Regions from separate parts of the Homo sapiens genome. Here regions 1 and 2 are each linked to region 3. A link is a contact called in ENCODE Hi-C or POLR2A ChIA-PET data. All regions are on one chromosome and are shown on one strand. The core of a region is the stretch at or near the end of the contact, and the rest is flanking DNA. Distances in the headings are between cores, read along the strand shown.

The links. Hi-C counts contacts between places; a loop is a spot of excess contacts on that map. ChIA-PET counts read pairs that join two places held with the same protein, here RNA polymerase II (POLR2A). Pooled maps may share reads with other maps.
Region 1: a loop to region 3 is called in a map of Calu3, with 4 times the contacts of the local background. The contact joins two enhancer-like sites. A Hi-C loop is called at or near these places in 5 of 168 maps with a recorded cell type or tissue (Calu3, endothelial cell of umbilical vein, esophagus muscularis mucosa and 2 more), 1 of 37 single-sample maps with no recorded cell type and 6 of 50 pooled maps. POLR2A ChIA-PET finds 5 or more read pairs at or near these places in 3 of 52 experiments (Caco-2, H1 and endothelial cell of umbilical vein).
Region 2: a pooled map shows a loop between it and region 3 (2.1-fold over the local background). The contact joins two enhancer-like sites. A Hi-C loop is called at or near these places in 2 of 50 pooled maps. POLR2A ChIA-PET finds 5 or more read pairs at or near these places in 2 of 52 experiments (PC-9 and endothelial cell of umbilical vein).

Annotation. Positions count from the first base shown.
Region 1 is chr3:194,056,554-194,060,168 of GRCh38, forward strand. The region is part of intron 1 of LINC02028 (long intergenic non-protein coding RNA 2028); the gene reads right to left. Among named protein-coding and RNA genes, the nearest start is that of LINC02028, 13 kb to the right of the region's middle. RefSeq lists enhancers at 390-1,335, 1,971-2,020. Within about 2 kb of position 1,903, at least 13 of the 41 ENCODE cell types and tissues checked have a DNase peak (open chromatin) inside an H3K27ac peak, as active enhancers do.
Region 2 is chr3:194,165,643-194,169,449 of GRCh38, forward strand. No RefSeq gene overlaps it. Among named protein-coding and RNA genes, the nearest start is that of HES1, 31 kb to the left of the region's middle. Within about 2 kb of position 1,394, at least 7 of the 41 ENCODE cell types and tissues checked have a DNase peak (open chromatin) inside an H3K27ac peak, as active enhancers do.
Region 3 is chr3:193,781,029-193,784,375 of GRCh38, forward strand. No RefSeq gene overlaps it. Among named protein-coding and RNA genes, the nearest start is that of LINC02038, 61 kb to the right of the region's middle. RefSeq lists a silencer at 192-486. Within about 2 kb of position 1,408, at least 11 of the 41 ENCODE cell types and tissues checked have a DNase peak (open chromatin) inside an H3K27ac peak, as active enhancers do.

The DNA of each region.
Region 1 (3,615 bases), core at 653-3,152, 280 kb after region 3:
CTTCCTGCCTGACTCAGGCAACTGTGCTGGGTACTTTTTGCTGATATAAAATGGCGCTGTAGGAGCTGTTAGCACAAAGGTAATGGAATCCAAGAGGAAGAATTAGCCAAGAGAGACGTTCAGACCAGTGGGAAGCGAAGCTGGTGTGGCGCGTGTTTGGGGGAGGGCACACATCTTGCTTTTCCACGTGCCAGAGAAGGGAGCTCTCAAACCATCCTAGAACTTTGGTCTTCACTGCTCTCTCCCCAGAAGCATCCTCTAAGGACTCGTTCTGTGCCCACACCTCCATACAAAGAAACAAACTAGACAGGGACAAATTCTGACTCCTCGACAGTCTAGCCAAACCTGTTCATCAACAAACTGGCCTGCTGGATGCAGACTTCACTGTTTCAGGGCAGGAGTTCCCCCAAGTGCCTGGCATACTTCCTGGGGCATCCAAGGCAAGACCTGGCCCCTGCCTCAACCCTCATGCCGTGGGTCCCTCTCTTTCTCACACCTCTCTCCTCTCTCTTCAGACCGACCCTGGGAGCCAACTGCCTGCCATCGGCCTCTCCTGTCCCTGCCTGCCCTGTCCCTTTCCAACAGGCAATAGATGAGGTTGCCAGGGAGCCCCTCTTGAGAATGGCGGCATGAGAGTCAACAAGCTGCCAGCACGTGTCCAAAACGGACAGCAAGTACTTAGTTCCTGGTGAGTGCTGGGTGTGCCACCCCGGGGTCCCAGCACTTTCTGACCAAAACAGAGCATTTAAGAAGGTCCTGGCCAGGTGTGATGGCTCACGCCTGTATCCTAGCACTTTGGGAGGCCGAGGTGGGCGGATCACCTGAGGTCGCGAGTTCGAGACCAGCCTGACCAACATGGAGAAACCGCGTATCTACTAAAAACACACACAAAATTAGCCGGGCGTGGTGGTGCATGCCTGTAATCCCATAGTCCCAGCTACTTGGGAGGCTGAGGCAGGAGAGTCGCTTGAACCTGGGAGGCGGAGGTTGCAGTGAGCCGACTCCAGCCTCGGCAATTAAAGCAAAACTCCTTCTAAAAAAAGAAAAAAAGAAAAGAAAAGAAAAAAGAAAGTCCTCACTTGCCATGTCTGACTTCCAGATTTCCCAGCGTTTCCTTCTCCACTTTCTTGAGGTTCGTGGCTTGCAAAGGTTAGGAGCACTGGCTCTGGAGCAAGACCGCCTAAATGTAAACCCAACCCAACCATTTGGAAGCTGTGTGATTCTGAGGAAGTTGTTAAACCTCTCTGGGCCTTCTTTGGTGCCTGTTAGGCAGAAATAAGAATTCCTATGTCATAGAATTGTTGTGATGATTAAATGAGTTATTACATTTAAGTGATTAGAACCGTGCTTAGCACAGAGGAAGCACTCAAAAGTTAACTACTATTAGTGATGTCTAAACTTTTTTCCCCAGGGAAGGATCAATGCATTTATCTGAGTCAAGTTCAACTTTGCACTCCAGTCCTTCAGGCAGGTAGAGAGGTATCTGAATCATGTGAAAACCGTTACCGGTTTGGGGGCGAATATCAGGAAGGAGATTTAGCCCTTAGAGATTTAAGGGCTTAAAGAGCCTCAGTCCCTGTTGACCACATAACATCTGCAGAAAAGAAAAAAAGAAGGAAAGAGCGCTGAAGGACCCACCCAGGGAGGAGGCTGAGCCGCGCTCCCTCTAGCCTCCCCAGAGGTGCATTCGTTAGGTTCCCGCCCCGGCCCCAGCCCCAGCCCCAGCATCAGCTCCGGTTCCTCTGCAGACGTTCAGCCCCTTCGGAAATGTAAAACCCGGGAAGCGAAAGCTGCGGCGACCTCCCAGAGCCTCTCAGGCACGCGGCATCTCTCCCCACCGGCAGCGCCTTGAAATACCAAAGGCCTAGCCAAAGATGGAACCGTTTTGTTGGGAGCTCGGGTTTCCCCCGCCGCGAGGCTGAGCCGGTGGCGCAGCTGCTCAAAGGTCACGCCCGAGACACGTCCGCACAAGCCCGGGTGGCGGGGCGGGCAGCGGGGAGAGAAGAGGGGAGTGGGGAGGGGGACGGGGGCAGGGGGGAGGGGCGCCACCTTCTCCAGGGCCCTGCGGGGTGGGCTCCCATCTTCATCTCGCAAGCATCCAACCCGGGGAGGTGGCTTTCCTCTCCCTACTAAGATTTTATTTTTGCAAAACAAAAGGGATGCCAAAAAAGCAAAAGTTCCTAAATGAAAAGAAAATGCTTCTTTAAAAATGCTAATTGTGAGCTTTTTATTATTGTTTTGGAATTTCAACTGATGGCTGAAAATCTAAATTTGGCCACAGGAAACCTGGATCCAGTTAACCTTGAGAAGTTAAGTCTTCATTTTCTATTAAGTAAAATATTTGGGTTTGAATGCTTAGAGCCCTCTGCTTATGATAAAAATAGAGGCACTGAGCAGTTTAACCACCTGTGTTTTCCTTGGATCGCATATTTTCCACAGTAAACAAGAAAACACAGATTGGAAATCCATTCATTCCTTCATAAGAGTGCTTCAGTTGGGGTTTATTTGTGTTTTCAATCAATAGAAACCAAAAACAACCTTTGCAGGGTTATGATATTTCATGCAAAGAAGCTCCAAGAAGCTCTTTTTATCCCCTCTGCAGCTATTTCTACATAAATCCCCAGATTTTTTTAACGCAGTTAATAATTATAATTCCATTTAGTTTTCTGAGCACATACTACATGTTTTACCTGCTGTCATCTCATTTGTGATAACACTTGGAGAGTAGTTATTCTTAATTCTTATTTGCCAGATGAGAAGACAGGCTCAGAAAAAATAAGCAGTAGCTAATAAGGGACACAGCCTTTACATCTGAGAGCTACAAAGCTGTGCTGATTCCACCACCAGAAACCATTTCCAGTGTTTAAATATTACTAAATAAATAGACGGTTAGATTCATGGACAGGAGTTTGTTCTTTTAATTCCCAAGCTTGCTCTTTAGGTGACAGGCATACAGTGGAAGACAAGTTTCTGGCCAGGATAATACTATATAGCATTACTAAGCCTCTGAGCCTCAGTTTCCCTTCTCCAAAATGAGACATATATTTAAGGTATATATCCAGCTCTGACATCCAGAGACTTATTCGAAATGAAAAGCTTAGGCTCAGGCCGGGTGTGGTGGCTCACGCCTGTAATCCCAGCGCTTTGGGAAGCCAAGGCGGGTGGATCACCTGAGGGCAGGAGTTTGAGACTAGCCTGGCCAACATGGTGAAACCCCGTTTCTACTAAAAATACAAAAATTAGCTGGGCATGGTGGTGGGTGCCTGTAATCCCAGCTACTCGGGAGGCTGACATGGGAGAATCACTTGAACCAGGGAGGCAGGGATTGCAGTGAGCCAAGATCGCACCACTGCACTACAGCCTGGGTGACAAGAACGAACCTCCATCTAAGAAAAAAAAAAAAAGCTTAAGCTCTTTGGTCCATCACTGGCATGGCATAGTATTAATCACCCCTTTCCTGACTCCCTGCTTCTATTCATCTAACTCTGTGGTTCTCAACGTTAAAATCTCCTGGAGGAGCTTTTAAAAATACAGATGCTTAGGCCTCGCAGCCAGAGATTCTGCTTTCATTGGCTTGAAGTATGGCCCAGGCCTCAGCATTTTTCAAAAGCTCCC
Region 2 (3,807 bases), core at 144-2,643, 380 kb after region 3:
GTTTATTTCATGCCAATCACACCTCAATAAAATTTAATATTAAAAAATAGATGTAGTATGTCATCTAGGAGCTCAGAGTCATGGTCTCGCTAAAGAGACGCTACTCAAAGAGAAAGAGAAGGGTTTTTGTCTGCATGTTTGTTTTGTTTCAACATCATCTAGCCCAGCATTGCCCACAATCGTCACTCAACATCCGGCCCGACTAACTTACAAGGCACTGCTGTCCTTACAAGTGTCCACACCTGCCATTTGATCATCTGGGTGAGAGGAGGGGGTCAATATCTATCTAAGTCTAATTTCCTGAGGCTTGTATCAGTTGCTTCTGAACTGTAAGTGGCCCTTTGGGGTAGAATTGAAAGACTGGTCCACAGGACCTTAGAGCTAGAGGAGTCCTAGGGGTCTTCTGGTCCCACCTCCATCCAGTGCAGCATTTAATCCACTGTACCTTGGAGTAACCTCCATCTAGTCTCTGACAATGTCTCCTGGGAAACTCCTAGTATTCACCAAAAGTCAAGAAACTAGCTGCATTCCAATGGGAAGAAGCCAGGGTAGGAGAAGAGGAAGTAAGAGAGCTGTCCCTGAAACCCACCAGGATCTTTATCCCTCCTTTCAATGAGGTTCCTTAGGAATCTCACAGTGGGAGGAAATCAATATCTTTCAATAGACCAGTGCATTTCCTTTGACCTGTGAAGGAGGGCTGGGGAGAAGGGGAAATGAAAGGATTTGATAAATGAGACACATTTGCCAACAGATTCTTTTTTAAAAAAAAAAAGAAAAAAAAAAAGCACTTCTGACTGGTTGGGCTAATTCAGTTTGGTTGGAGTGGTGTGTATGTTAGCTCTGACATACTTTGGGAACATCTTTTAATGTTTCATTGCCTTTGCTTTCATAATTGTGTGCATTTAGGACCAAGAGCCTGGGTTTCTTCCTTCTGATTAGCAACAAGATTCCTCACAGCTTTAGGGGTCTAGGGAAAGAAAATAAAAAAAGCCCTGCATAGCCAGACCAGGACTGTATCCTTTCTGCTGCTCCTTCACACCTTTTCAAGCTTGGTGATTTCAGCTACTTCTCCAAATGTAATAATCTTTTAAACTGTCTACATTCAATCTGTTCCCAGGCAGGAGCTTAAACTACCCGCCCGCTCGCCCGCCCCCCGCTTTGGAAGTTTATCGGACAGATCTACAGAGGCTTTTCAGGGAGGATGTTTACAAAGGACTTTTAGTGTTGCCAAGAAAAGAGAGAGAAGGGGAATGATGGGATTTCTGTAGGGCAGTTTCAGAGGTAGTGAGATTTTAACATAAAAAGGACCTTTCTTTACCTCCTAACACGTCCAAAGGCAGATGGCAACAGGGGCCAACAGCGTCCTTGTGGGCGGGGTCCCTCCTAATCACTGGAGCCAGTGGAGTTTTCCTGTTACGTTAGAGTCTTGGGCTCACTTATTACAGCTGGAACCATCCCAGAGATGAGAGCCTGTAGCTCCACGCTGCCCCACTCCTCTGCTTCCTGTAGAGTCCCTTTCTCTCATGGGGAAGGGAAGGAGCTTCTTAAAACGTAATGCTGTGCTTCATAACACTCGTAGCTATAATACATAACTGCTGCAATAACCATGTAAGAAAAAATGTGTTTTCTTTGGGGAGGGGGAAATTCTAGAACATGCCAATCACCACATCTAATAAATCATGTGACGAAAGCACAGGGCATTTTGAATATAAGTTCGGTAATATCAGAATGATTTTGAAGTTGTGTGTCTGTTAAGGTGTTTACAACTCCGAAAGTCCTAATTGTAATAAATTTAAATGCATTTGGTATTTGGTTTATTAAGCTTGGATTCATTATGTGAGACATTTCCCCCCCGTATTCAAACATACATCAATACAGAGCTAGCTCTGGAGAACAACTTTACTTAACAAATCACTTTAGAAGCTTTTTTTTTTTAAACATCCCAGAAAAATACTGCTGCAGCCAGACTTGGGAAACAATTTTTTTTTCTGATAAGGATGACATCATTTTATCCTAGTAAAAGCTGAGTTTTCATCATCATAATTAAGCAGGAGAGAAATGATTCCCCGTGAACTGCATGACAAGCTGTGTAACTGTAGTTAATTTTAATGAACAAGCTCCATTTTTGAATTGTTAATCTCCATTTCTTTCATTTTAGTCAAGACTAAAACTTAATGAATTTCAACAATGAGTTTCCCCCTCCCCTTTCAATGAACTCTTACATTTCAAGTACCTTAGAGAGGAGAAAATGAATTTATCTCATTTTTTTGAAGCTGAAGTCTTCAATTGTAAGAAGAAAGACTCTTCATTCATGGCAGCGTCTCTGTGTGATGAAAAAGAAAAATCTAAAAGAGACCTTCTAAAGAAAGTCCACTGCAAAGTGAGTGGGAGGTAGAGCTGTGTGTTGGGAGGAAGGGGAAGAGGTTGACGTTCAGCCGGAAATTTCTACAGGGGTTCAATACATAGGGAAGCCTTCAAGTTATGTAATATATTAGCATGAAGAAATCCTGGGCACCAAGTTTTATATTTCATGGCACTGTTGTCAGCAGAACAAACACACACATTTTTTTTTTGTTTTAATAAACAATTTTTAGAGCAGTTTTAGTCTCACTGTATTGTGTGTGTTTTTTTTAAAGAAGAAAAAACATGTGTCTCAACACATTGCCAAGAAAGAGCTTCCAGAACAAAGAGCAGCAGTAAGATAATTATTGAATATCAAACAAAATCCTGGAGCAGGCTTAACTGACCAGGTTACTTCCACCCACCACTGGGTGGTAGCATGACTGAAACCTTCATTCCCAGGTAAATCCTCAAATCTCCCCCATTCTCCGCAGGTCACTGATGTCCCTGTTTGGGGTGTGTGTGTGTGTGTGTGTGTGTGTGTGTGTGTGTGTGTGAGTGTGAGTGTGTGTGTGTCTTTTGAATCACTAGAATGCTGTCCCGATTGAATGTGATCTGCAGCCATCATGACAGAAGGTATTGTTCTGACCTTTTCAATCAACAGTTTTCAATCTAGGGCACACAGAGGTGGCTTAGACGGAGGTCACCACAGGGCATGTGGCCTGAACTATGGTCCTAGGCTTGAGTTTTAGGACACCACAGGATATGCATAATCAGCAAAAGGAAATGAAATGAAAGTTTCCCTGTTAAACTTCAATCATGCACGTACGTCCTCTCCACAGCCCCACTGCAAAGGAAAAATTTAGGGTCGCCTGGTGTAGAGGGTCCCAACCTTCACTGCCTAGAACCCTTCTGGGCTACAAGTTTTAAAAGATCTTTGCCCACCAATAGGTTACTTTTATTAAATAATAATTCCATTTCTCATTTTTCATTAATCACAACTAGTCCCAACAGCAGCTACCTTTTATCGAAGGCTCACCGTAGACCTACCCCAACAGCACCCTGAGGTTCAGATTCTTGTCCTTACTTTACAGGTGAAAGCATCGAAGTTCACAGAGATCAAGTAGTTCCATCAAAGCCACTCTGCTAGGAAGCAGATGAGCACAGGCTTGACCCCAGATCTGTCTGCTGTCAAAACCCAGGCAATGAATCACAGTTCTATTTGGCCAGGCAGACCTTCTTGTTTGCATGAGGTAGTCCCCAGGGTTACCACACAGCCAAAAGCAAAGCAAGGAGGCATCTTCATCAGACTGTGCCACCCATATCCAGGCAAATGAAGGATTGCCATGAAGCTTTTTGAAATATTGAAAATTGCTCATAGACCCATTCTCTTTCTGTGGGTTCAGAGATAGATAATTGCTCGCTATAGCCCAGTCTCTCACTTACAAGACAAGGACACAGAGAACA
Region 3 (3,347 bases), core at 158-2,657:
TGGAATGGGATAATTTGGGAGTCATCTGTGGGAGGGCTGCCAAGGCCTTAAATTTACTACTTGGAGCTGGGATAATTTTCCCCAGACGGGGCATGGAGGGGGAGAGAGGAGGAAGGAAGCGGGGTGGGGGCTGCAGACCTGGTCAGGGCCACGACAGCTCCAGCTCTGCCAGCCAAAGAAGGCCTCACTGAGAGGCCCCATCCAAAGGGGTGTCTGAAACAAGGGCAGGTCACACCCTGGAGGGGGAAATGCTTTCACTGCTATGAAAACCCAGGAGAACAGAAGGATTTACAGACAAAAAATAAAGCCAACAAGAGCTTCCAAATCATGTCTATCCCTCCCACTTCCAATCTCTGACTCATCTTCTAAGCCCAGTTTCAACCTCACCTACTGTGTGAAGCTGTCCCTGACCCACACACCTCCTGTCAGCATTAACCATTCATTTCCTTTTAACTTTTTATTCTGGAATTTTCCAAGCATATACAAAAATAGAGAATATGATATAACAAACTCTCTTATACCCACGCCCAGCTTTAATAATGACAATTATCAATGTTTTGCCAAATTGTTCATCTATTCTCCAACCTTTTTTCTGGAATGTTTTAAATCAAACCCCAGACATCATATCATCTCACCCCAAAACACTTAAGATGTTTTTCCCTAGCGTTACTTATTTATTTATTTATTTTGAGATAGAGTCTTGCTCTGCCGCCCAGGCTGGAGTACAGTGGTGTGAACTTGGCTCACAGCAACCTCCACCTCCCAGATTCAAGTGATTCTCCTGTCTCAGCCTCCTGAGTAGCTGGGATTACAGGCTCCCGCCACCCTGCCTAGTTAATTTTTGTATTTTTAGTAGAGACAGGGTTTCTCCATGTTTGCCAGGCTGGTCTCGAACTCCTGACCTCAGGTGATCCGCCTGCTTTGGACTTTCAAAGTGCTGGGATTACAGGCATGAGCCACCGGGCCTGGCTTTCCCTAGAGTATTTTAAAACAACCTAGACATCTGCATGCATCTCTGACTGAGAAGGACTGCTTTCCCTTTAACATAACCACTTGCCATTATTATATCTAACATTTACAATCATTCTTTATGGCACTTAGCTCCCTGTGGCATTTGTCATGGTTCGTTTGGTGTGAGAGTTACACCGAACATAAGTGTGTATCCCCTCTATTTGACTGTAGTTGCGTTTGGAGCATGGATCAGACCTCACTTATTCTGGAGTTCTCAAGGACTCCCAACAGCACCTGCTCAGAAGCCCTGGAAAGTCAGAGCACAATTAAGGACATTCGCTCTAAGAAGACACTCTCACGGTTATCGCTGGAACCCAGGGTCCCTCCAATTGGAAATGTGAAGTCAAAGGAGGAAATTGCTCTTAGGCTGAGTCACAAGACTCGTGTCCTTTTCTCCTGAGGTAGATAAGAGACACACACACAGGCAGATACACACCTCATGCCTCCAGGAGCCGCAGAGGCAGAGAATGCAAAAAATGTGGTGGTGCCAGCCGCAGCGAGGTCTGGAAATGCCTTCTTAATTGAGCCTTTCTGGGAGCTGCACAGGCTGGCTGGAGGAGGGACAGGAATGGAGAGGCGAGTGAGGTGGAAGGGGCCACGAAGGGCCATGTCTGAGATGGGGCCCAGGGGTCTTTGATCCTACTTCGTTTGTCATGAGTTTAGAGACCCAGAAAAAAGAGCCTTGAGTTTCTTCCAATAAAGCACTGTTACCTGAAAAATGCCCATCAGAACAGAATTGCTCCACCTTTGAATGGTTCTGTCTATAGGAAAGTCTTTTCTAATAGGAGCCCAAGTCTCTTTTCCTGCAGCTTTCACACACTGGGGCCACTCTGAACAAATTTAGTGGTTTGACAGGAATGATTAGGGGTGGGGATGGGACTCAGAAACCTCTGCAGGGTGCCTAGTAAGTGCTAGACATCTTGCATGCATTAAGTCGTAAACCAGAAAACTCCAGAGAGACCTTTGCTGTGGATATTACTGTCCCATGTTGCGGATGAGGAAAGGGGCTCTGGGAAGTCTGCAGGTTGCCCAGGACACAGGTCCACCCAGCTCTCATCTAGCCTGTCTTCTGGTTTCCCTTCAGATGGCTGGAAACACGGCTCCTGGCTCCTCGAGCCCTCTGGTCTCCCGGCTTCAGACCTCCCTTACAGCACATACTTTCCCAGCCCATCATGACCAGCTTCTGGGGTTCCCTCTGTTTGGTCTGCAACCCTCTTCAGTGAGATCCCAGACAGGGACATAAGCATTCTTGTTGCTTTGCTGGGAAAGCACGATATGCCAGCCAGCAACCGATGTACATCATCATTTGCTTGAAGAAATAACATGAGCTTGTGACTCCTGGCCACACTCTGGGTAGCAGGAGGAGCACAGTCTGAGGTCAAAGGATGTCACAACTCTCAGCCAGGCTGGCTGAGACAGGTTCTAAAACAACCCTTTCCAACCTACTGCTCTCCTACTCCCAGGACCTGGAGCCACTGACCCTGCCATGGAACAGGTTGCATGATGTTTTACATCAAATTGTATTGATTCTTTGGTGAATAGGTAATACGTTCTCATGGTTTAAAGTTTAAAATGGTACCAACGATATAAAGTAGAAATCCTCCCTCCTACTCCTTCCTCCCATCACCCATCTTCCACTTCTAGGAACAATGTTTCCAGCTTCTGGTGCATTCCTTCAGATGTAGTCATCATGGATACAATGCAAATAAGTAGGTATATGTGTATCCCTATTCCTTTTTCCTTTTTAAATACAAAATCAGTGTATTATACTGTTTACCACTGCCCTCACCTTTAAAAAGTTTTTTAGATTTTTTGTAGAGATTGGATCTTGAGATGTTGCCCAGGCTATCTTGAATTCCTGGCCTTAAGCGATCTTTCACCTCGGCTTCCCGAAGTGCTGGGATTATAGTTGTGAGCCACTTGAACTCCCTCCTTTTATTCACTTAGCACGTATACCTGCAAGTTTGTGACTTGAAGGGGTTTAAATTTACCCTCTTCTGCACCAGTGGTCCGAATGTGAACCCTACACTGTGAACCCAAGACAAAACACAATGCAGGCTGGGCATGGTGGCTCACACCTGTAATACCAGCACTTTGGGAGGCTGAGACACACAGAGAGCTTGAACCCGGGGGTTCAAGACAAGCCTGGGCAATACAGTGAGACCTTATCTCTACAAAGAAACAAAAAAACAAAAAAACAGACCTAGTACTGTGTGCTTGCAGTCCCAGCTACTCAGGAGATTGAGATGGGAGGACAACTTTGGCCCAGGAGGTAGAGGTTGCAGCAAGCTGTGATCACACCACTGCATTCCTGGACTGTAGAATGAGACTCTGTC